Regions from separate parts of the Homo sapiens genome. Here region 2 is linked to region 1. Evidence: chromatin loops called from intact Hi-C (ENCODE). Cell type or tissue: IMR-90. All regions are shown on one strand. Links, peaks and the distances in the headings refer to the core of each region. The heading gives the core; the rest is flanking DNA. Region 1 has its middle 170 kb from the start of LINC01622. Region 2 has its middle 42 kb from the start of LINC01622.

The links. Hi-C counts contacts between places; a loop is a spot of excess contacts. Peaks named below come from ENCODE experiments on the same cell type or tissue, not always from the same donor. Only the 100,000 strongest peaks of a DNase experiment are listed, where the experiment ranks them.
Region 2: a loop joins it to region 1, with 2.0 times the contacts of the local background. A loop is called at or near these places in 1 of 110 quality-filtered maps.

The regions. Positions count from the first base shown.
Region 1 is chr6:930,455-941,864 of GRCh38, forward strand. No RefSeq gene overlaps it. Among named protein-coding and RNA genes, the nearest start is that of LINC01622, 170 kb to the right of the region's middle. In IMR-90, for the core only: no CTCF peak of the experiment used is centred there; no DNase peak of the experiment used is centred there; H3K27me3 peaks cover 2,881 bases.
Region 2 is chr6:1,137,786-1,149,195 of GRCh38, forward strand. No RefSeq gene overlaps it. Among named protein-coding and RNA genes, the nearest start is that of LINC01622, 42 kb to the left of the region's middle. In IMR-90, for the core only: no CTCF peak of the experiment used is centred there; DNase peaks (open chromatin) are centred at 6,076 and 7,246; H3K27ac peaks cover 316 bases.

The DNA.
Region 1 (11,410 bases), core at 1,029-9,028:
AAGCAGATTCTCAAATTTATTTGGAAATGCAAAAGAATAGGCAAAACGAATACTTTCTTACACAAGTAGAAAATAGTACTTTTCTCAGGGGCAGGGAGATGGCTATAGACTAGGAAGTGCATGAGGAAAACTTCTGAAGCCCAGCAAATTTTCACATCCGAGCTGGGTGGTGGTTAAATATAGGCATAGATGTAAATAAGTATCCATCAAACTGTACAATTACAATTAATGCACCTTAAACAATTTAAACATAACTCAAGACAAAAACTAACAATGGAAGAATCAATTAAAATGTGACAATGTGATCTTAAAACGTTTAGCACTGATCCACAATGAATATACTACATGAAAAACCTCTGATATAATGCTAAAGAAATACTTAAAGGAATATTTATAATCCTAAATAATTACATTAGAAAAAATAATTAATGGGCTCATATTCTTATTCCAGAAATTAGGACAAGAGCGACCTAACAAACTAGGGAAACAAGAAGGGAAGAAATTGTGATCAGAAATCATTGAAATAAAAAAGAAAACAATAACACAAAAGATTAAAACGGAAAAATCTATTCATTGGAATAGGCTCATGATATAAACAAACCCCTAGCAAATATTATTAGAAACATATAGAGAAGTGATATGCAGAAGAGAGAAGGGAAAAGTCCTTACAAAAATATTAGAATTGGAAAGGTCGAGGGAAGAGTAAACACAGCTGAGATTGGAATCACAAGCAAATATAAATGAATCTTAAGCAAGTTACTGTGGTAATGGAGGTCGAAAGAGAAATTCCTGGGAAAGGAAATTACCAACACAGTTTGTGAAAGGTGCACTAGAAAGTGGAATCTATCAGAAGCACAGCAAACATGACAGATTGGTCAAACTTTAGAAACATCCCTGTTAAAGTCATATCTCCGACATGTCTCAGACAAGGACAGAAACAAGAGTTATAAGAAATGGAAAGAAAAAAATGTAACTCACATTATTCCCTGAGTACTTACAAGATAGTTCACTAAAGTTGCTGAATAAAATACGAAAGCTGAAAAATGATAATATATGTCATCAATATCAATCAGAAAATCTGAAGAGCTAACAGGACAAAAATCCCAGCCACAATCACTTCAGGAATTATTATTTAAATTTATTTTGTACTGCCAAGGATGATTTTTAATTATTTATTGTTTGATAAGTGCCGACGAAGTTTGTGGGTTGGTATAAAAGTGTGTTTTAGTTGGTTTATTATACATGGGCTTCCTCAGTAACTTACCCTCCAAAAGCTAAAATAATCTTTCCAGAGATCAAATTACACAGACATAGGGTCTTTAAAACAAAACATTTTTATTATACTTTAAGTTCTGGGATACATGTGCAGAACGTGCAGGTTTGTTACATAGGTATACACGTGCCAAAGTTGTTTGCTGCACCCACCAACCCATCATCTACATTAGGTATTTCTCCTAATGCTGTCCCTCCCCTAGCCTCCCACCAGCCAACAGGCCACAGTGTGTGATGTTCCTCTCCCTGTGTCCGCGTGTTCTCATTGTTCAGCTCCCACTTATGAGTGAGAACATGCGGTGTTTGGTTTTCTGTTCCTGTGTTAGTTTGCTAGGAATGATGGTTTCCAGCTTCATCCATATCCCTGCAAAGGACATGAACTCATCCTTTTTATGGCTGCATAGTATTCCATAGTGTATATGTGCCACATTTTCTTTATCCAGTCTATCATTGATGGGCATTTGGGTTGGTTCCAAGTCTTTGCTATTGTTAACAATGCTGCAATAAACATACGTCTGCATGTGTCTTTATAGTAGAATGATTTATAATCCTTTGGGTATATACCCAGTAATGGGATTGCTGGGTCAAATGTTATTTCTAGTTCTAGATCCTTGAGGAATTGCCACACTGTCTTCCACAATGGTTGAACTAATTTACACTCCCACCGACAGTGTAGAAGCGTTCCTATTTCTCCACATCCTCTCCAGCATCTGTTGTTTCCTGACTTTTTAATGATCACCATTCTAACTGGCATGAGATGGTATCTCACTGTGGTTTTGATTTGCATAGAGTCTCACTCCAATGCCCAGGCTAGAGTGTAGTGAAGCAATCTCAGCTCACTGCAGCTTCAACCTCCGGGGCTCAGGTGATTCTCCCACCTCAATTTCCTGAGCAGCTGGGGCTAAAGGTGCATGCCACCAAGCCTGGCTAATATATATTTTGTATATACATATATTTGTAGATATGAGGCTTCACTATGTTTCCCAGCTGGTCTCAAACTCCTGGGCTCAAGTCCTACCTCAGCCTTTCAAGGTGCTGGGATTACAGGCCTGACCCCAGCCCAGAAATTACAGTATGGGAAATATATAACCTCACTGGAGGAAAACTGCACAAGCCACAGAGTGGATGAAGTTATTTGTAATAAATAAAACTGACAAGTACTCAGAATATTTTTAAAAAATACTTCCTTAAAGAGATGAGGAAAGGAAAAATAAAGAACAACAGAAAAATGGCAAAAAAATTAAAAAGGAATTGAAAGAGAACAAAATCCAAACAGCCAATGTATATGTGAAGATCTTTGAGCGAATGCAAATTAAATGAGGCACGGTCCACGTTGAGTCCATTGGCCAGCTACCCTCTAACAGTGGGTGTGGTGCAGGGCTTGGTGGATGATCTCCATTTCCACATTCACATGCTTGAGATTCATTGACACTTGCTTGTGATTTCAGTCTCAGTCGTGCAGGGCACAGAGCTCTTAGAGAGTCCAGTTATAGTGCACATTGTTACAACTTTGAAATCACTCGGGCAATATCTGGTAAAATTAAAGCTGGATATTATCCACAGCTTAGAAGTCCCACCTCCAGGGATATATCTTAGAGAAATCTTGTACCCCGAACCAGGAGATTAGTACAAGAATGTGCATAATGATGAGGTTTTCATGGAATTGATAAACTCTAGTTTTGAAATAATACAGTTTTGAAATAAAATGAATGAACTGGATCTACATGTATCTACCTGGAAAAATTTCAAGTGTTAAATTTTTAAAAGCAAGTTATAAAATGTTTCATGCCATGTAATCCGATATATGTAATATTTAAATACACAGAAGAGTTCATAGTTTTTGAACACATACATATGTAGTAAAAGCCAAAAATATACATGGATGAAGCCACACCAACTTGAGTGGAGAAGTTGTGTCAGGGGGACAGGAAATGGAGACAGAGAGGTTTATCTGTAGTTACCTGTATTCATGGTGCTTTATTTTGAAAAAAAAAAAAAAAAAAAAAAAAAGCCTGCATCAACGTAGTAAATATTAGCTTTTGTCTGGCCTCAGTAGAAGGTGGTAGTTGTTATTGTATTACTCTGCTTTTCTGTATGTTTGAAATGTTTCTCAATTCAAGATAAGGAAAATATGTAACGCAGTAACTAAGTATTATTATTGTTATTAATTAAAGATGTGAAAGATTCTCAGAAGCAAAATCTTAGGGACTCTTATTTAATCACTGAAGACCCATTTCTCCGCAGTCTAAACAGTGCACTGGGCATTGGACTCACAAAATGAAGACGCCATTGCCCCTGTCCTTGACGCCTGAACAGGATAGAAAGGGGACCCACAGTTGGCAGCCATCATGGGCATGGCATATGGGTCCGATCCCAAAGAGCTTTGTACAGGAGTTGCAAGGAAGGTTTCACCAAGGAAAAGATCAAGAACCAAATGCTGTGGGACGCATAAGTGCCAGCCCAAGGGACCAGGCAGGCCTGGGGGAAGGATGGGGGAGCAGAGCCTCCTGCAGACAAGTGGATGTCTGAGCTATTCAATGGACGTTGCTGCAGCCCCGTCTGTGTGCTGGGGGCTTTGCTAGGAAGGTGGGGAACAGAACAGCTGGGGTCCCTAACTTCACAGGATTCATCGTCCACGTTAAAGGTTCAGCATGTGCAATGTTCTCCACAACTTGTAAGGCTGTCGCACAGGCAAAGTGTAGGAAATAGAGGCTCAACTCTGTCTCCTGTGCTTCTGCATTGGGGGATTGGTAGTGCAAGGTTTGGGGGATGCTGGTAAACACAGAACACCTGTGTGACTTGTCATCAAAGCCCTGCATGCAGCAGTAACACAAGAGAGAAGTTGTGAGGTGGGGAGAGCTGGTTTACTACCCTACAAGGTAGCTGTGTGCAAATTAGGAAAATGAGTCCTGTCTGTCCAGATTTAGAAAAGCATCCCTTTGCCAGGGCACACAGAGTACAGTGTAGAATGGATTTCAGCCTGCTGTCTTTGTTCAGTGTAAGAACTGTGCAACTGTACATGATTATCCTGAGCAGAAGCTCCTTGAACCCGGCTCAGGCTAAATGGATGAATGGCACATGCCTCTTTGTTGTGGGTGTGTGCGCAGTGGCTGCATGGAGGCTGGAGAGACTGCCCACAAGGCTCTGGATACTCTCCAGCCTTGTCCTCATGCGGTCCCCAGCCCTGCCCTTCAGGGGACACTGGCAGGGCTTCTGCTCCATCCTCCTGGAGAGGCAGGTCACCTGGTGTCTGTCAGTCCACTGCCAAAGCCCTGCAGGAATCTGCCAGAGCAAAGGGGAGAGTGTAAGTTTTATCTGGAGTCACAAAAAGATATGATGGTGAAGAGGAGTTTGACCTCTACAGGAAGCATGAGGAGAAAGCATGAAAGAGGCCTGAAAGGATGAGAACTTGGAGAGAGGTTTCCAGGGGAGCCAGAGAAAGGTTTCTGTAAGCAAGGATGCTGGCTGTGAGCAGAATTCCACCCCACAGATGCTGCGTGTGGCTGAAATTTGGAGGATGACCTGTGGAAGAGCTAAGCAGGAAGGAGGGAGGACAGGGTCGCTAGAATCAGGCGGCCAGACTGAGCTTTGGAGAGCGCGTGAGCAACGGGATGTGGGAGAGGCTGTGTCTAGGAGATTGGCTCGTGCATTCATCCACTCACAGTAATTGTTTACCCGCCGGGCACTGCTGGGCTGCAGACTCCACTCTCCAGGGACTTGTGTCCGAATCCAGAGACAAGAAAAGAGGCCATGAAACATGCCACAGTGATTGGCACACAGAACCCCATGAGCTGGGGCACAACTGGCTGGTAATCACTGTGCACATGACCCCAGGGTGGGAGGCTAAGGTACGTGTTGGGAGAGGAGGGCATGAGAAAGAGCGTTCCATCCTGGCCAGAGCCACACCTGCAATCTTCTCCAAATCTGCACCAGGGTTAGGGAGGAAACTCGTTCCCCAGGCTCTGATATCAGAGCTGGAGGCTGAGGCAATGGACACTGTGTACACACCCCAGCAGCCCCAGGGCAGCCCCTGGCTTCCCCACGCCTTCTGTGTGACCCCAGTCCGTGTGGTTCAGTTGTGTGGCCCCAGAGCTGTTCTATTTAACCTGAACCAGGGGACTGATACTTCCAGCCCAAATTCCAGGTCTTGGGAGTTCTCCTCGGAAGAGGAGATCTGTTTCCAATGTCTCTGATGGCCAGTCCAGAGTTGTGTTCGTCTGTCTACACCTTCCTGTCGGCCGTTCTCTCCTCTGCTGCCCCAAGGGCCCTTCTGCTACCCATGCACCCCATGCCGTCCAGTCTGCCACAGAGATTCACGCTCACAATTCGTAAATTGTCTCCTCGCTTCTCCAAAACTCCGATCCATTCTAGGCAGCCATGATGAATTCACATAGAGATAGGAATTGCCCAGTATTACATTAGATCCTTGTTAGCCAATTAAATATGTTTATAGTATTACCATGTTATGTGTTTTATTAATAGGCTTGATTTTTTTTTAGAGCAGGTTTGGGTTCACAGCAAAATTGAGAGGAAGGAAAAGAGAATTCCCAGCCCCTCCCGGCCCCCGCACAGGCACAACTTCCCCCATTATCAACTCCCCACCAGAGGGGGACATCTGATATGATCAAGGATCCTGCACTGGCCCATCATCATCACCTGGAGTCCACGGTTCACCTTAGGGTCACTCCTGGTGCTGGACATTCCGTGGGTTTGGCCAAATGTGTAATGACCTGTATCCCCTGTTATGGTAATATGTGGAATCACCTCACTGCCCTAGAAACCCCCTGTGCTCTGCCGACTCATGCCTTCCTCCCCACTACCTCCTGTTAGGGAGACCAGGTGGTCGACCTGGTCGACCAGGTCTACCTCCTGGCACCACTGATCCTTTTGATTTTCTTCATAATTGTGTCTTTTCTAGAGGCGATTAAATTTTAATACTAAACTTCAAGGAGTAATAAAACCAAGAAGTGGCACATGGGAAGGGAGCGACGACAGACTTCTTAGGTCTGGGGAAGAGATAGGAATCACCATATGGGCAGGTGAGTCCCCAGCGCTGCCTCTTGCTTTTCCTAGCTTGCTGTTTTCTTCTGCTCCTGGAATATATTCTGCAGAATATATTCTGCTCCTTTCACATATTGCTGTGAGGCTCCAGGGCGTTTTCCTCTTGGGCTCTTGCACAACAGGTGCGTGGTCTGTGTGGCCAGGTGGGCAGGTGAAAGTTTCAAGCCCGGTGTCACCTGCATTGAAAGCGAGTTTAAGAGCTTTTAAGGTCAACTGAGATTCCAAACTAGTTCTTCAAATTCATAAACCTCTGCTGATATAGCTTAACCTCCTCCTTACTTAGCACGAGTTTATCCAAAATTCTCTTTGTTGGTTGAAAAGATAGTTGACTTTCTTAAATCTACTTTGGAAAACATACCAGGTGGAGGCCCTTGGGTAAAAAAGCCCAAAGACCCAGGTCTCTAATCCAAGTTCCACTACTGCCCGGGCAGGAAATGCAGATTCACTGATCAGTTTCCTCACCTGTGAAACAAGAGAGCAAATCTCCAGCCCTCCAGACAATTAATTACAGAAGTCACAATTCTTCTTTCCTCCTCCCCTTCCCCACCCCATCCCCTCCCCCTACCCCCTCCCCCTCCATCCTCCTCCTCCTCCTTGTCTTCCTCCTCTCCTTCTCCTTTTCCTCCTCCTCCTCCTTCTCCTTCTTCTTCTTCTTCTTTTCATGCAACAAATAGCAGGAGCCATTCACTGAGAGCTCTCCAGGGAGCTCTCCAAGGAGTTCTTCTTCTCCTTCTCCTCCTTCTCCTCCTCCTCCTTCTCCTCCTCCTCCTTCTCTTCCTTCTCCTCCTTCTCACCCTCCTTCTCCCCCTCCTTCTCTTGTACCTTCTCCCCCTTTCCCTTCCCCTTCTTCTATCTTCTTTCTTTCTTTCTTTCTCTTTCTCTTCTTCTTCTCCTTCTTCTTCTTCTTCCTCTTCTCATGCAACAAATAACAGGAGCCATTCACTGGACTGGATTGGTGATTAAAAATCTGAAAAAACCAAAAGCCCTGGTCTGGAGGTTGGAGCCTCTTTCTAGTGGGAAAAGGCCCCTTCAGGGTACATCACCCTTGGATTTTTAAAAATACCTTTTCCTTTACCTGATCCTGTGCTCAGATCCTATCAAGTTAATAAGCAACTGTGACATTTTTGTCAATATGGATCCATGTATAAAATATAATGTGTTTAGACTAGGATGACATTAAAATTCAGCGCTTAAACTTGGGAGACATTGGAAGAAATGACATTTTAGAGAAGTAGCAGGAGATAAATCTCTCGTTACAGTCAGCTCTGCAGGAGTCAAATGCTGCTGTGTAGAAGAATAAGGATGTTCAAAACCATTTTGTCTCCCAAGTAGAAGGATATTTGAAAGTATTTTTGTGTCTTTCTAAACCCATTTTTGTACAAGTAGTATTCATTCTGCATCTGTACAGGTGGAAGGCTCAAAAGCTTAGTCCAAGGCTACCTAGTCCAAACCCACATTCTGTAGATAAGGGAACTGAGATGGGGAGAGGCTGGTGCCTTTCCTGGGGTCATAGAGCTAGGATGACCGTGGTCTGGAGCCGGAATTCAGGTCTCTTCGGCCTCCGGCAGGCACTCTTCCTGCTACTCCTATTCCCCTTAATGCAGCCCTGACTCACCGTGGCCTTTCACATGCAAACCCATCCAGAGCCCATGCCCCAACCTCCTCCTCCACTGGGGTCTCACACTCAGGCCGCTAACTCCCTGCCCTAATCCCCCAGGGCCAGGTAACAGATAACTAGGGACAGGTCTCACATCCCCGAACCTGCTGAAACTATCCAAACGAGACAATCCTAACCCTGCGTGCCCTCCCTTGCCTGTTCCACAGAAACCGCAGTAAAGGCCCTTGCACAGCTCCTCAGTCCCCCACCTCCTGACCCAACCGTTCTTCCCCACGCGGCCCCCTTGGCATGGCGTGCCCCCTCCTCCTGGGATCTGTAACACACTATCTTTCTATGGTCTTTTCATGAACTTTGGCCTTACCGAACCTCACATTTTCTACCAATGCATTGTATCTTCAGCCACAGAGAGGCCAATGCCCAGCCGGCAAATCAGGTGCTCCTACCCCTGTGTGGTTCATGAGGCCAGCCAAGCCCACACACAGGGGCACTGAAGGGATCCCAGATGGCTTCTCTCTGGCCATTCGACAGGGGCCTGATCAGCCGCACTTCTGATCATCCAGCCAGAACCACCTGCTTTGAAGGAGGGCATTTAACTTCTGCTGGGGAAAAAAAAATCACTTCAAAATCTCTAGTCGGCCTTTTCCACCTTTAATCTCCTGGGCTTTTCATTTAAATTCCTATTAGTGGGATCTGGGTGGGGGCTGAAATCCTGAACCTGAGTCATGCGTCCCCACCCCAGACTCAGGCGCCTGACCTGAATAATAGCTTTCCTTCTAAGTGCCTTGGAAAAGGTGGCTGCCAAGCTCCAAGCACAGGGAGGTGGTGGGGGCAGAGCTGACGTGGGTTCAAATGACAGTGGAGTTGCTTCTTTTTCTTCTTGGCAAGGGGCATGGGGAGGGTGACGAGGAGGCGGGGGTCCCATGGTAAGTGCAAATGAAAGAAAGTTCACGGAGAGCATGGGCAATGGGCCAGACAAAACTCGCTTCCAGTTCTCTTTCTCTTATTAGCTGTGTGATCTTGGAAAAATCATGGAACGTCCCTAAGCCTCTTGTTCATTTGTAAGATGGAGAAGGGAATAAGAAGTGACATTTCCTGAGGAATTCTGATGTGCCCTTGTTTTCAGTGCTTTCTGTTATTCACTAAGTGAGTTCTCTAAATGGCCTTAGGATGCAGGGGCCGTTGTATAGACAAGAAAAGGAGGTGAAATGCTTGGGAGGCATATCTGGGCAGCCTGTGTCCAGGGCCCACATAACCCTGGCAGCTGTACTTTGCACAGTGCCAGCCCATGGTCAGTGCACACCCAGTGCTGCTGCAGACAGCGCCAGGAAGTGGGCGCTGTTCTTACGTGTGAGCCACAGCTGTCCTGCTTCCTTGGAATAGAGCTGTTCTCACTGCTGTGCTGTGGTCACGCTCAATGCCCAATTCTTCCTCCTCTTGATTTCTTTCCAGCCTTCCTCCCCAGCCCCAGGAAGGGACCAAAGCCAGCTTGGGCTATGGCTCCTGCAGTGGACTCGTTGAGTGAGCATTGGGGATTTGCTGCAGGTGTGTGGGGGAAGCTCCCCTCTCAGGCCTGGCTGGGAGCAGTGCAGGGGTCCCCATCCCCGGCTTCGTGACCTTCAGTCCTCCCTCACCCTCTGCCACCCTAGGAGAGGTTTGGAAACCCACAAGTGTCAGTTTTGGCCATCACCTGCCCCGAGACTGTGCTGCTGATGCTCCCACACTCAGGTCCCATTGAGATATCATCTCACAGGGGTTCTCAAACTCTTTCAACCTCTGTTCAATCATGACTTCAACGTGCCGCACGATATACATGCTTTATTACAAATGAATCCCATGAAAAGGGATGGGCCAGGAGCGGCTGAATCTCTGGGGAAAGAAGAGGAGGAGAAAGATGTGCAGTCAGGCCCCTGTCCCCGCCCCACCCCTGCTGGGGGGAAAGCAGCTAGCACTCAAGGGCCGCCAGGTCCGTCAGCCCAGCAGGCCTTAGCAGTGTCTTTTGGGCAGAGGCCTGGTTGATGCTGGCCCAGAAACACAGGGCCGCATCGCAAACGGAGCGGGGCAGCCCAATTGGACATAGCAGAAATGAAGGCAGAGGTGGAAAACAGAAGTCCTGTGAACTGGAGCGTAAACTCATTCCTCCAAAGTGATGAGTAGCTGTGGGGATGCAGTGACAAGGCGGTACAGCTATGATTTTGTGCAGGTTGGACTGAGTGGAGGTGGTTTTGGGGCTGAGAGGATGGGAAGAGGAGCTCAGACTTGCCATTTCAGGGCCCACCTTACGCATCTGCACAGATAGAATCCAAACCCATGGACCCAGGGGCTCTTGCATCCATGGTGATGCTGAATTCACAATGGAAAGTGCAGCTGGGTACACCCGGGGCCCTCTGGACAAGGTGGTTACACTAGTAGTGGCCTGGACAGGAAGACGAGAGCCAGGCCCAGCTGCTCTACCTCCCAGGACTGCTTCTCGTGAGGAAAACAGGGCCACACTCACCACTGGTTGGCGTGGTTTAGTCAGTAGGTGGTAAAGACTTAGAAGGTAGGAAATTCTTGTGGAGAGTTGTGGGAGGAAATGGAATTTTGGGGAGTTGAACTGGAGTTTAATTGAGTAAGCATTTGTTTAAAGGTTGCTTCTGGAAGATTCTTCTATAATGCAAGGAACCATTCCCCAACTCAAGTAGGGGCTTACTCCTAAAGACATAGCCCACTATCATCAGATGGATTTTTATGGACTTTTTATGAGATTCCAGGTCTCACAGTCAATAAGCTACTTATGAAACTACTCATGGAATAAAAATGTGGAAAAGTGTGGAAAAAATTCTTGTTGCTCCTTTTTTTATGAACTCACAAAGTTTCATCAATTGAGTGAGTGAGAGACAGCACCTGGATGCCTCAGATTTTCCTGGGTGGAACGGCCATGTGTGTTGAGGGAAGACATCTCACCTGGTAAAGGATGCAGCTGTAAGTCAGTGGCAGACACAGGGTTGGAGTCAGTGTCTTGGGTTTGATTCCCAACTTCACCCTAAAGAGCAAGCTTAAACTGGACAAATTGTCTAACCCTGTGACCCTCAGTTTCTTCATCTGTAAAATGGGAATATTATTTATTTCCCAAGTTATCTTGATGATTTTAATCAATGGTTGGCAGGAGGATGTTTGATTAATATTGGTTTTTCCCTTTTTTCTTGCTAAACATATTTTAGAGGACATACCAGAAAGGGGCATTTGGACCATGTAAACTCACCCCTGCTTCTCTTCTGTGCATTAATTATATCTGCACTGGGGAAGGAGGTGGCCAGCCAGGAGGGGCTGCTCTCTCTCCTGGGACTTTGGAATATTTTTATTGTCTTGTCCTATGCCTCTTGCAGACCAGATTAATGATCATGCTACCTATAAATGCCTCCAAAGTACACAAACTAGAGTGAAGGAAAAAAACCAGCTAGGGAAGGATCAGAGCTTCTT
Region 2 (11,410 bases), core at 1,871-9,870, 210 kb after region 1:
ATATTACCTAATCGCAGCATCTTCAACTCTAATGAACCCCCCAGTGGTCCGCTTTAAATCCTGGTATCACTCGTTCTCGGTATATTCAGAAATTTGAGATTATAGAATTTGTAGCACAGGAGAATAATTCGTCTAAAGGATACAGAACTGGAAACAAAAGTTTTACACTGCAGAATTGTGTGTAAACTTCAGCTCTAGTAGTCAAGTGTACTGTTTTAGCTCAGTTCTAGGAGACTTTGGAAACACCCAGCAAAAGGGGAAGTGAAGGATAAAATGACTTCTTTAAGATCTATGACCATGTGGACTGAATACATCCCCAGATTTGAAAAGAATATTCTTGTTATTTGAAGGAGTCAGAAATGACCCAAGTTAGAAAGGAGGTGGGCCGGGCTCAGTGGCTCACACCTGTAATCCCAGCACTTTGAGAGGCCGAGGCAGGGGGTTCACCTGAGGTCGGGATTTCGAGACCAGCCTGACCAACATGGACAAACTCCATCTCTACTAAAAATACAAAATTAGCTGGGTGTGGTGGCGCATGCCTGTAATCCCAGCTACTCGGGAGGCTGAGGCAGGAGAATCACTTGAACCTGGGAGGCGGAGGTTGTGGCAAGCCGAGGTCACACCATTGCACTTCAGCCTGGGCAACAAGAGCAAAACTCTGAGAAAAAAAAAAAGAAAAGGAAGGAAGGAAGGAGGTATTTGGAATCAGAAAATATATTTTTCAAAACACCGAACAGCTAAATCGCCATTGTTCCTCTGTTGTACTATAAATTCCAAAATGCTGCCAAGCTGCACTTTTTTTACACCATAGATTGGATGATGACCTAAAATAAAAAATGTTGTCAGGTCTTTCCCACTGCTTAACTGTCCACCTGCCTGAACTACATTATTCTGTTAGGTGGTCTCATCATGCCCTGAATTTCTGTCCTTTTTGTATATAGCTCCCGCCTGTGATTCTGTACTAAATGCAGATCTTGCATTCCTAGAGCTTCATGCGGGCAGGGCCCGTGTCTGCATTCTTCACCAACATATCCCACCTTGCACAGTTAAGTATTTTTTGAAGAAATGAACGACATCTCTTAAAGACACAGAACACCGAAGCAACAGAAGCTCTTTCCTTAACCAGTTGCTTCCATCGGCTCCACCTATAATGAGAAATGCTTAGAGCTGATGCTGCAGTTTGGACAGGTGAATGATGAAGATTGTGGATGGGCCTTATTTCCAATTGCTAATAGTAAAAGTAAATACAAGAATATTTAGCACCCAACAAAGTAAAGTTTCCAACAAAGATTAACAGACCTATGCAAAAGCAGGAAAACATAATTATTAATAGAGTAAATAATCAATTAATTGAAACCAACCCAGAACTGACATATATTAGAATTGGCAAAGATATTAAAACGGTTATTATAATCATGTTCTAAATGTTCCAAAATTAATTTTAAAAATCAATGAAACGTATAAAAAAGTCCAGATTGAACTTCTACAGACAAAAAGTATAGTTTTGCTAACTATAATGTAATGACACATGAGACATGGCAAGAGAAAAGATTAGTTAATTGATGATGTAGCAATATAAATTGTTCAGATGATAGGCACAGAGAAAACAGAAACAAAAGAAATTGAAAAGAGTATCACTGGGCTTTGGGACCACTTCAAGTGGCCTAAGATATGTATACTTGGAGTCTAGACAGAAAAATATTTGAGGAAAAAATGGTTAAAACGTTTCCAAATTTGGTGAGAGCTATAAATCCACAGATCTAAGGAACTCAATCAACACTAGCCACAAGAAATATAAAGAAAACCACACCAGGGCATACTGTAATCAAAATGCTCAAGCCAGTGCTAAAGAAAATGTCTTAAGAGCAGCCAGCGAAACAGACACATTACATACAGAGGAACACAGATAAGGATAATATCAGAATTCTCACTGAAAAAATGCAAGCAAGAAGATAGCAAAGGAACACTTTAAAGTACTGAAAGAAAACAATAGTCAATCTAGAATTCTACACCTAGCCAAAAAAAACATATTTTAGAAGTCAAGGTGAAATAAAGATGTTTTCAGACATACAGAAGCTGAAAGACTTCCTTACCAGAAGAAATGTTCGCCAAAGTCCTTCAGACAGAAGGAAAATGGCACCAGATCAAAACAGGGACCTGCAAAACGAAGCACAGAGCACTGGAAATGGTAGCTACATGGGCAAATGGATGAGATCTTTTCATTATTTAAGTTTGCATAAAAGATAATTGACAATCTAAATGAAAATAATTCCACTATATTTTGGATTTATAATATATGTAAAACAATGGCAAAATAAAAGCCAGGAGAGAAGTAATGGAAGTAAATTGTTGTTAGGTTCTTATACCACACATGAAGTGATATAATATCACTCGAAGGTAAACTATGATAAGTTAAGATGCATGCTACGAATCCTAAAGCAACCACTAAAATAACAAAGCAGTTAGAACTAGTAAACCAAAAACAAAGATAAAAATGAAACATAAATAATAATCTAAAAAAGACAGAAAAAGAAGGAAAGTGAAGAAAGATCAGTAGGAAACAAATAGCAAGATGATAGATGTAAATCTAACCAAATTAATTACATTAAAAGTAAGTCTCTATGTAGCCCTATTAAAAGGCAGATATTGTCAGACTAGAAAAGAGAACAAGGCAAAACTATATGCAGGCTATAAGAACTATACTTTAAAATCAAGACAAAAGTGGGTTAAAAGTAAAAAGATAGAAAAAGATGTGCCATGCTAACATTAGCCAAAAAAGCTAGAATTACTATTTTAATAATAGACAAAGTAGATTTTAAAGCTAAGACTATTTCCAGGTAGAATTAAGGTCATTTTGTAATGATAGAGGGGTTGATCAGTCAGGAGGACTTAATCTTAAAGGTGTACCCCCTTAAGAAATACATGAAGCAAAACTACATGAAGCAAAAAAAAAAAATGAAACTGAGATGAAAAACAGGGAAATTTGTAATTACAGTTGGAGATTTCAAAAACCTTCTCTTCATAATTGGCAAAAAAAAAATCGGATAGCATCAAAAATATAGAATATTTCAGCAACACTATCAACCAACCTGAGCTAATCTAAATTAACAAGTCATTCCATCCAACAATAGCAGAATACACATTCTTCTCAAGTATTAGTTTGGTGCAAAAGTAATTGTGGTTATTGCCATTGAGAGTAATGGCATGGGCTGGGTGCAGTGGCTCATGCCTGTAATCCCAACACTTTGGGAGGCCAAGGTGGGTGAATCACCTGAGGGCAGGAGTTTGAGATCAGCCTGGCCAACACGGAGAAGCCCCGTCTCTACTAAAAATACAAAATTAGCCAGGCGTGGTGGCACACACCTGTAATCCCAGCTACTTGGGAGGTTGAGGCAGGAGATTGCTTGAACCCAGGAAGCAGAGGTTGCAGTGAGCCAAGATCACGCCATTGCACTCCAGCCTGGGCAACGAGAGCAAAACTCCATCCCTGCCAAAAAAAAGAAAGTAATAGCAAAACCTCAATTACTTTTGCACCAACCTGATACATACAGCACATTTACCAAGATAAGCCATATTTTGGGCCACAATACAGATCTTAATGCATTTCAAGTTAAACAAAGTGTGTTCTCTCACCCCCATGCAATTAAATTAAAAATCAGTAATAAAAGATATCTGGAAAATTTTCAAACATTTAAAAACTAAATGACACATGGGTCAAAGAGGAAATTAAAAGGGGAATTACAAAATGTGTTGAATTACAAAGTAAGTTATAATGGAAACACAGCATGTCTGAATTTGCACAGTGCTGCCACAGCGGAACTTAAGGCATAGGCATATGGCCCATACATAGGTATATGGCCCTCTGTTAAAGCCTTTCTTCACAAAGCAGCTGCATCCAGCTTCCGTCAGCATTGAAGACTAAACTCACAATCAAGAAAGCCTCATCCCTGACATGGGACACACCTAAATCCTGTGTGTGCTCATTCTTCCCTGGGACACACCTAAATCCTGTGTGTGCTCATTCTTCCCTGGGACACACCTAAATCTTATGTGTGCTCATTCTTCCCTGGGACACACCTAAATCTTATGTGTGCTCATTCTTCCCTGGGACACACCTAAATCCTGTGTGTGCTCATTCTTCCCTGGGACACACCTAAATCTTATGTGTGCTCATTCTTCCCTGGGACACACCTAAATCCTGTGTGTGCTCATTCTTCCCTGGGACACACCTAAATCCTGTGTGTGCTCATTCTTCCCTGGGACACACCTAAATCCTGTGTGTGCTCATTCTTCCCTGGGACACACCTAAATCCTGTGTGTGCTCATTCTTCCCTGGGACACACCTAAATCCTGTGTGTGCTCATTCTTCCCTGGGACACACCTAAATCCTGTGTGTGCTCATTCTTCCCTGGGACACACCTAAATCCTGTGTGTGCTCATTCTTCCCTGGGACACACCTAAATCCTGTGTGTGCTCATTCTTCCCTGGGACACACCTAAATCCTGTGTGTGCTCATTCTTCCCTGGGACACACCTAAATCCTGTGTGTGCTCATTCTTCCCTTTTGTACGTGTCAGTGATTAGTCCTTTTTAAAAACTTTTTATTTCCATGAATCTATCTGGGGGGAGAAAAAAAGAAAATTTGTTTGTTATAGGAAGATGTTTATAAGGGAAGGAGTAGAAAGAAAAATTCAAAGGACTTGGTGGGTGAGGGTTAATCAGGTGGGGATTGTGCCAATTGAAGGCGCTAAGTATTCAATCACCATCCCTGCGGAGCTTGGGAGCCTGGCAGACACCAGGTGTGATGCTGAGGGCACGGGTGAGCAAGTCAGGAGCCTGGGCTCCCATCTGGTCCTTGAGGGTAGCTTCGTATCTGCACTTAACAAGGCACGTCATCTCCCACCTTGCTCACAGCACAAAGAGGACAGATGCATTAGACCAGAGACACCTTAGACCGGTGTTTTTCAAACTACATCCATTAAAGCATTTGTCTCCTAACTGTTTAAATTGTACGTCCCTACAGTAAAAGTTTTCAGAAGCTACTCCCAGGAGATGTATATTTTTGTGTTTATAAATGACATATAGTCATTCGCTGCATGACATTTTGGTCAGGGAGGGATGGGGGTCCCATAAGATTATAATGGAGCTGAAAAGTTCCTATCGCCTAGCCACAGCCATCGTAACATTGCAGCTCAGTGCATCACTCACATGGTTGGGCTAATGATGGTGTAAACAAACCCACTGCCCTGCCAGTCACGTAACAGTATAGCACATACAATCGTGTACACTATATCATACTAGATAATGATAATAAACAACTATATTTCTGGTTTACATATTTGCTATACTATATGTTTTATCATTACTTGACGTATACTTCTGCTTATTAAAAAAAAAAGTTAACTGTAAAACAGCCTCAGGCAGGTCCTTCAGGAGGGGTTCCAGAAGAAGGCACTGTTATTAGAGCAGATGACAGCTCCCTGCATGTCATTGTCCCCAAAGACCATCTAGTGGGACAAGATGTGGAAGTGGAAGATCCTGATGTTGATGATGCTGACCCTGTGTAGGCCCAGGCTAATGTGTGTGTTTGTGGCTTAGTTTTTAACAAACAATTTTAAAAAGCAAAAAACTAAAAAAATTTCAAATAGAAAAATAGCTTATAGAATCAGGATCTAAAGAAAGAAAATACTTTTCTACAAGTGTACAATGTGTGTGCATTTTAAACTAAGCACTATTATAAATGAGTCAAACAGTTAAAAAAATTAAAGTGTATAAAGTAAAAAAGTTACAGTAAGCTAAGGCTTATGTATTTATTGATTTATTTTCTTTTGAGACGTAGTTTCACTCTTGTTGTCCAGGCTGGAATGCAATGGCGCGATCTCAGCTCACTGCAACCTCTGCCTCCCAGGTTCAAGCAATTCTCCTGCCTCAGCCTCCCGAGGCTAATTTATTATTAAAGACAATTTAAAAAAATAAATGTAGTGTAGCCTAAGTGTGCAGTGTTTATAAAGTCTGTCGTAGTGCACAGTCATGCCCTAGGCCTTCACATTCACTCACCACTCACTCACCCAGAGCAACCTCCAGTCCAGTAAGCTCCACTCACGGTAAGGGCCCTGACCTGGTATCATATTTTAAGTCTCTTAAACATTTCCTATGTTCTCATACACAAAGCCTTACTGTTGTGTTCCGATTGCCTCCAGTATCCAGTACAGCAGCCTGCTGTCCAGGTTTGTAGCCTAGGAGCAATGCGCTGTACCACAGAGCCTAGGTGTGTAGCAGACTCTACCATCCAGGTTTGTGTAGGTGCACGCTATGATGTTTGCACAATAATGAAATCACCTGATCACACATTTCTTTTTTTTTTTTTTTTTTTTTTTTTTTTTGAGACAGAGCCTCCCTCTGTCACCCAGGCTGGAGTGCAGTGGCACGATCTCAGCTCACTGCAACCTCCACCTACCGGGTTCAAGCGATTCTCCTGCCTCAGCCTCCCGAGTAGCTGGGACTACAGGCGCCTGCCACCACGCCCCGCTAATTTTTTGTATTTTTAGTAGAGATGGGGTTTCACCATGTTGGCCAGGATGGTCTCGATCTCCTGATCTTGTGATCTGCCCATTTCGGCCTCCCAAAGTGCTGGGATTACAGGCGTGAGCCACTGTGTCCAGCCCTGATCACGCATGTCTCAGAACATAACCCAGTGGTTAAGCGAGGCATGACTGTGTATGTATCTGTTCTACCACGTCAATATGTTATATACATTGTAAAAAGTCACAAAAATGTTTTCTTTAAAGATGAGATACAAATAGGTAGACTTTCTCGCTTTCTTCCCACATGCCCCTTAACACCTTTGCCTATTCCATGGAGTCCCAGGCTCAAGACAGACCCCTAAGTCTGTCCTGGCCGGGGTAAATGGTAGCTCCTGGAGCAGGGGGCTCCCAGCCACCACACATCAGCTCTCCTCTCTTCTGCTGTGTGTATTAGAGGTCCATTGACTAAATAATTTTGAAAACCATCAAACTAGGTTTTTTTTCTCTAAGTTTCTTTTTTTGCTCAAAGAACCAATATTCCTCATTATATTTCCCACTATATAAAATGTTATGCATTCCTCCTACTGGAAGTTAACTTTAACAAGGGAGAATATAAATGTGTTTTCAATCTGTGGGAATATTTTAGATATTACAACTGAAACCCACATGCAGCAAACTATACTACCAGTACAAATATTTCCTGACCAAAGAAATGTGTCACGCTTCTTTCATCTTTGTTTTGTTTGGTTCTTTATTTTGTGAGCAACATCATCATCACACTCCCCCATGAAGTGAAACTAGGCACGTGGTCATTCTCATGAAAAAAATTAAACCATTTTTTTTTCCTCAACTAAACTTAGACTAAGCGAGGGCCACTGTGAAAAAGCATTTCTTTACACATCAAAATTATCTTAAGGAAAACACACAAAGAGACAATGAATTCCCAAAGTATGATTTTTAATGATCTTCCAATAAACAGCTCTTTGTGGCAAAAGTGACTGTGAACTGGGTGGTCCAACCAGAGGGCTCCTGGAAGTCAGGGGAGCGGTGCTCCTGTTAAATCACACATTGATAAAAGGAAGGAAGGAAAACAGTGTGCTTCCAAGCGTGTGTCCCCCAGACAAGAAAACAGTGGTGAACCTGGCTGCATTTCTGGACCCCCAGAAGGAGGCGGCACTGACGGCCTGACAGGTCTCCTGACCTTTGGGGGCTTTTATGTTTGTTTGCTTTTGTTCCAAGTTCCCAGAGGAAATTCAGGAGGCACCACAACAAAACTCCTGTTTCCTGACACTGCAATCTAGCCCTTGAAGTGAGGTCCTCTCAGAGGCAGCTTGCCATCAAGTGCCATTCTGGGAAGAAAAAGAGTGGTTTTCTCCTAAAATCAGGGTCGAGTGACCTCTTCAGATATAGCAGAGCCTCACGTTGACTCATAAAAGTGTTTTCAAGACTGCTTTTCCGTCCTCTTCCCCAGGAAGTCCCGGTTGGAGGCTCCCTAACATTACTGGCTACCCACTAGGGCTGGAAAGAGTTAACGTGAGGGGTGCCATGGAGGTGGGGCATAACTCAGTGTAATTACCCTTACATATTAGATTGCAGCCTGAACATGCTTACCCCATCATTAAGAGCCTTGTAAAGATAACTAATGTTTTTTTGTTGTTCTGCCCCACATCTCCCTGCCAGCATTCCAGAATTGGCCCGGCAGAGCCCCAGGCTCCCGGGGGCTTGATGGAAGCTATGGAAGAGCAGTTCAGCTTCCTCTAAGGTAGCAAAACCTTACAGACTTCAGGGGACAGCGGATCCATGGCCCACGGCTGCTGCAGGCAAAGTCTCTTCTTTTCTGCAGGGACCCTTCTCTCTCAAGGCCGATTGAGTACATCAGAGGAGGAGACTGAAAGCCCCGCAGATGTGTGCAAAATGGGTTCCTTCTTGCTTGCCATGCCTAGAAAGAAGCAGCCAGGTACCCTGGAGGCAGCAGCCAAAAAACAGGAGCCACGGACCAGAAGAGTAGCTGGGCGTCTCCCCACGAGGGCAGAAGAGAACGGGCAGGTCCACCCTCAGCCATGGGCTGGGAGAGGGAACAGCAGGTGTCCAGTCCACTGGCATCCCCTAGCTAGAGAGAGAGAGCCAGAGAGACAGGCAGAGACAGAGAGACAGACAGAGACAGAGATAGAAAGAGACAGAGAGACAGAGAGAGAGACCCAGAGCCAGAGATAGGCAGAGACAGAGAGAGGGACACAGAGAGACAGAGACAGAGAGACAGAGACAGAGATAGAAAGAGACAGAGAGGGACAGAGACAGAGATAGAAAGAGACAGAGAGGGACAGAGACAGAGATAGAGATGCAGAGAGACAGAGAGGGATAGAGACAGAGATAGAAAGAGAGAGGAACAGAGAAAGACAGAGACATAGGAACAAAGAGACAGAGAGATGGAAAGAGAGATAGAGAGTGACAGAGACAACTAGGTAGACAGAGACAGTGAAATGGGGAGAGAGAGAAGAGAGAGACAGAGAGAGAAAAGAGAGACAGAGAAAGACAGATAGAGAGAGAGAAGAAAAAGACAAAGGGGGACAGAAACAGAAAAAGATGGAGAGGGGGAGAGACAGACAGAGCAGGGGAGGTGTGGGTTCTTTCCAGCCATCTCTGCCCCCGCACAGCCCTTTTCTTCTCTAAAATGATGATCTCTCCTCACATCCCACAGGCCCGTCAACCTCCTCTTCACGGATGGGACCACCCGTTTCTCCTGACTGGAAAGGAAAGGCGGTGCAGCTTTTGTTGGTGAAGTTGCACTCAGGATCAGAAAACAGAACGGCGGTCCTGGCGGGGGATGGTGCCTCTGACGTGGCAGGGCCCGTGTACTCTCGCCCATGGCCCTGCTGCTGGGCCCTGCAGGGGCTGCACGTTTGCCTGTGACAAGGGCCCCCGAGGCCACTCACAGAGCAGGCCTCCCCCATCCCCGCCAGGGCTCCACACTTCCTCACAGCTCCTGCGTCCTCACACAGCACGTCGGGGACTGAGACATGGTGACAAGGATTCTTCCAACACGGGGTGATTATAAATGGTCTCGTCCTCTTGTCCTTCCTCAGGAGCCCCGGCCACACTGAAAGCCTTGATGACAAAGAAGCAAGTCAGCCACCCCAGCCACTCCAGCAGTGGAGTGACCCCCTCTGGAGTCCCTCCCCTGCCATGGCCCCTCAGGGCCCTTTCAAGCCAGGGTACCTCTGTGCTGACAGGCTGGAAAGGCAGTAAAACACCTGGGCTGTCCCTGTCACTACCCGCGTTTTCATTAGCAAAGAATAACTCCAGGGGAGGCTGTCAGGGTTGGCTGAGCAGCTAGGTGAGACCAAGGGGTACAATTTCATGGTGAAGAGAAACTCCCCAAATGTACCAACAGATGAAGGTCGCCAGCAGTGCCCTGGCCATCGGGAAAGCTCCTCTGGGTGGAACCAGGACCTGCTCACCACGGTGCTCCCCACTCGGATCCGGGACAGCGGCAAGGTGCAGCTAATACTTTTTGCCTTAATGAGCCGAAGAGGCCTCCGCAGGAACATGGAACTTTATCCCAGGGGCCATCTCCGTCCTCATTCGAAGTTTTATGAAAGCACCTAAAGTGTCCAAGGTGCTGGACGCCAACCTCCATAGGGCACCACCGGCCCCAGGTGATGCAGCACAACTTCCGCGTGGCAGGACCCTCTTCTAGGGTCCGTCGGCTGGTGTACTTTAATTTAAGAGGTTCATATTCAGGAGGTAATTAATACCACAGAAAAAAAAAATAGCAGGCAAACTCTCAAAGTGACCCCAGGGGCAGGAGATGAGTGTGACCAATTCAGTATCCCATCTGTTTCTGCATTTGAGGGAGATAGTCATGGGCAGCATCTCTAAAAGTTCGAGTCCATACATGTCTCTGTCCCTGCTGATTCCAGGAGGCTCACATTTTCAGGGAATATTAGTAAGACAATGGATCAGCCTCCATCAAAGCCCAAAAAACTAGTGTATTAGTTGATTCTCGCATTGCTACAGAGAAATTCCTGAGACTGGGTAATTTGTAAAGAAAAGAGGTTTATAATTGGCTTATGGCTCTGCAGGCTGTACAGGAAGCATGGACGCTTCTGCTTCTGGGGAGCCTCAGGGAGCTTTGACCCATGGCAGAAGGCAAAGCAGGAGCAGATGTCTCACATGACAGGAATAGGACCAAGAGGGAGGTGGGGAGATGCCACACACTTTAAAACAACCGGATCTCATGAGAACTCAGGATTGCAACCACGGCACCATGAAAAACTGCACCCATGATCCAGTCACCTCCCACCGGACCTCACCTCCAGCACTGGGGATTGCATTTCAACATGAGATTTGGGTGGGGACACAGATTTAAACCATGTCAACTAGAAGAAGAGTGACAGCAGATCTAAACAGTGGAGTGACCCCTCTGCAGCTCCCAACCTTCCTCGGCGCAGGCAGGGAGATGACAGTCACCCGCATTGCAAATACCAACATTTTAAAACTCTCAATAAAAAGTTTGTTTAAACTTTTAGAATCCTACTTTTTACCATAAAATGTGTACATAGGATATGTGACTAAGTTCTCATCCCTCCATTGGTTGTTCTTTTCTTCAGTTTCTCCTGGCCTCAGTTTTGATCATAGAGGAGGCTCCTGGCCAGAGGCAAAGCCGCTGTTCCCTGGCAGTGACAGCGTGGCCCAGAAAGGTGGCTTCAGGGAGTTCAGAGCATGAGGTGAGAATTATTTTTGGTGGTACAAAAATTAGTACTTTTCCATTTACCTGTTTATGAGGTTTGTCTGTGAATGGTGAACATTCCTGAGACAGATACTTATTGAGAATCTATGACCTGCAACAGACTACCTTGTTGTATTTTGGCTTTTAGTTAAGATGCT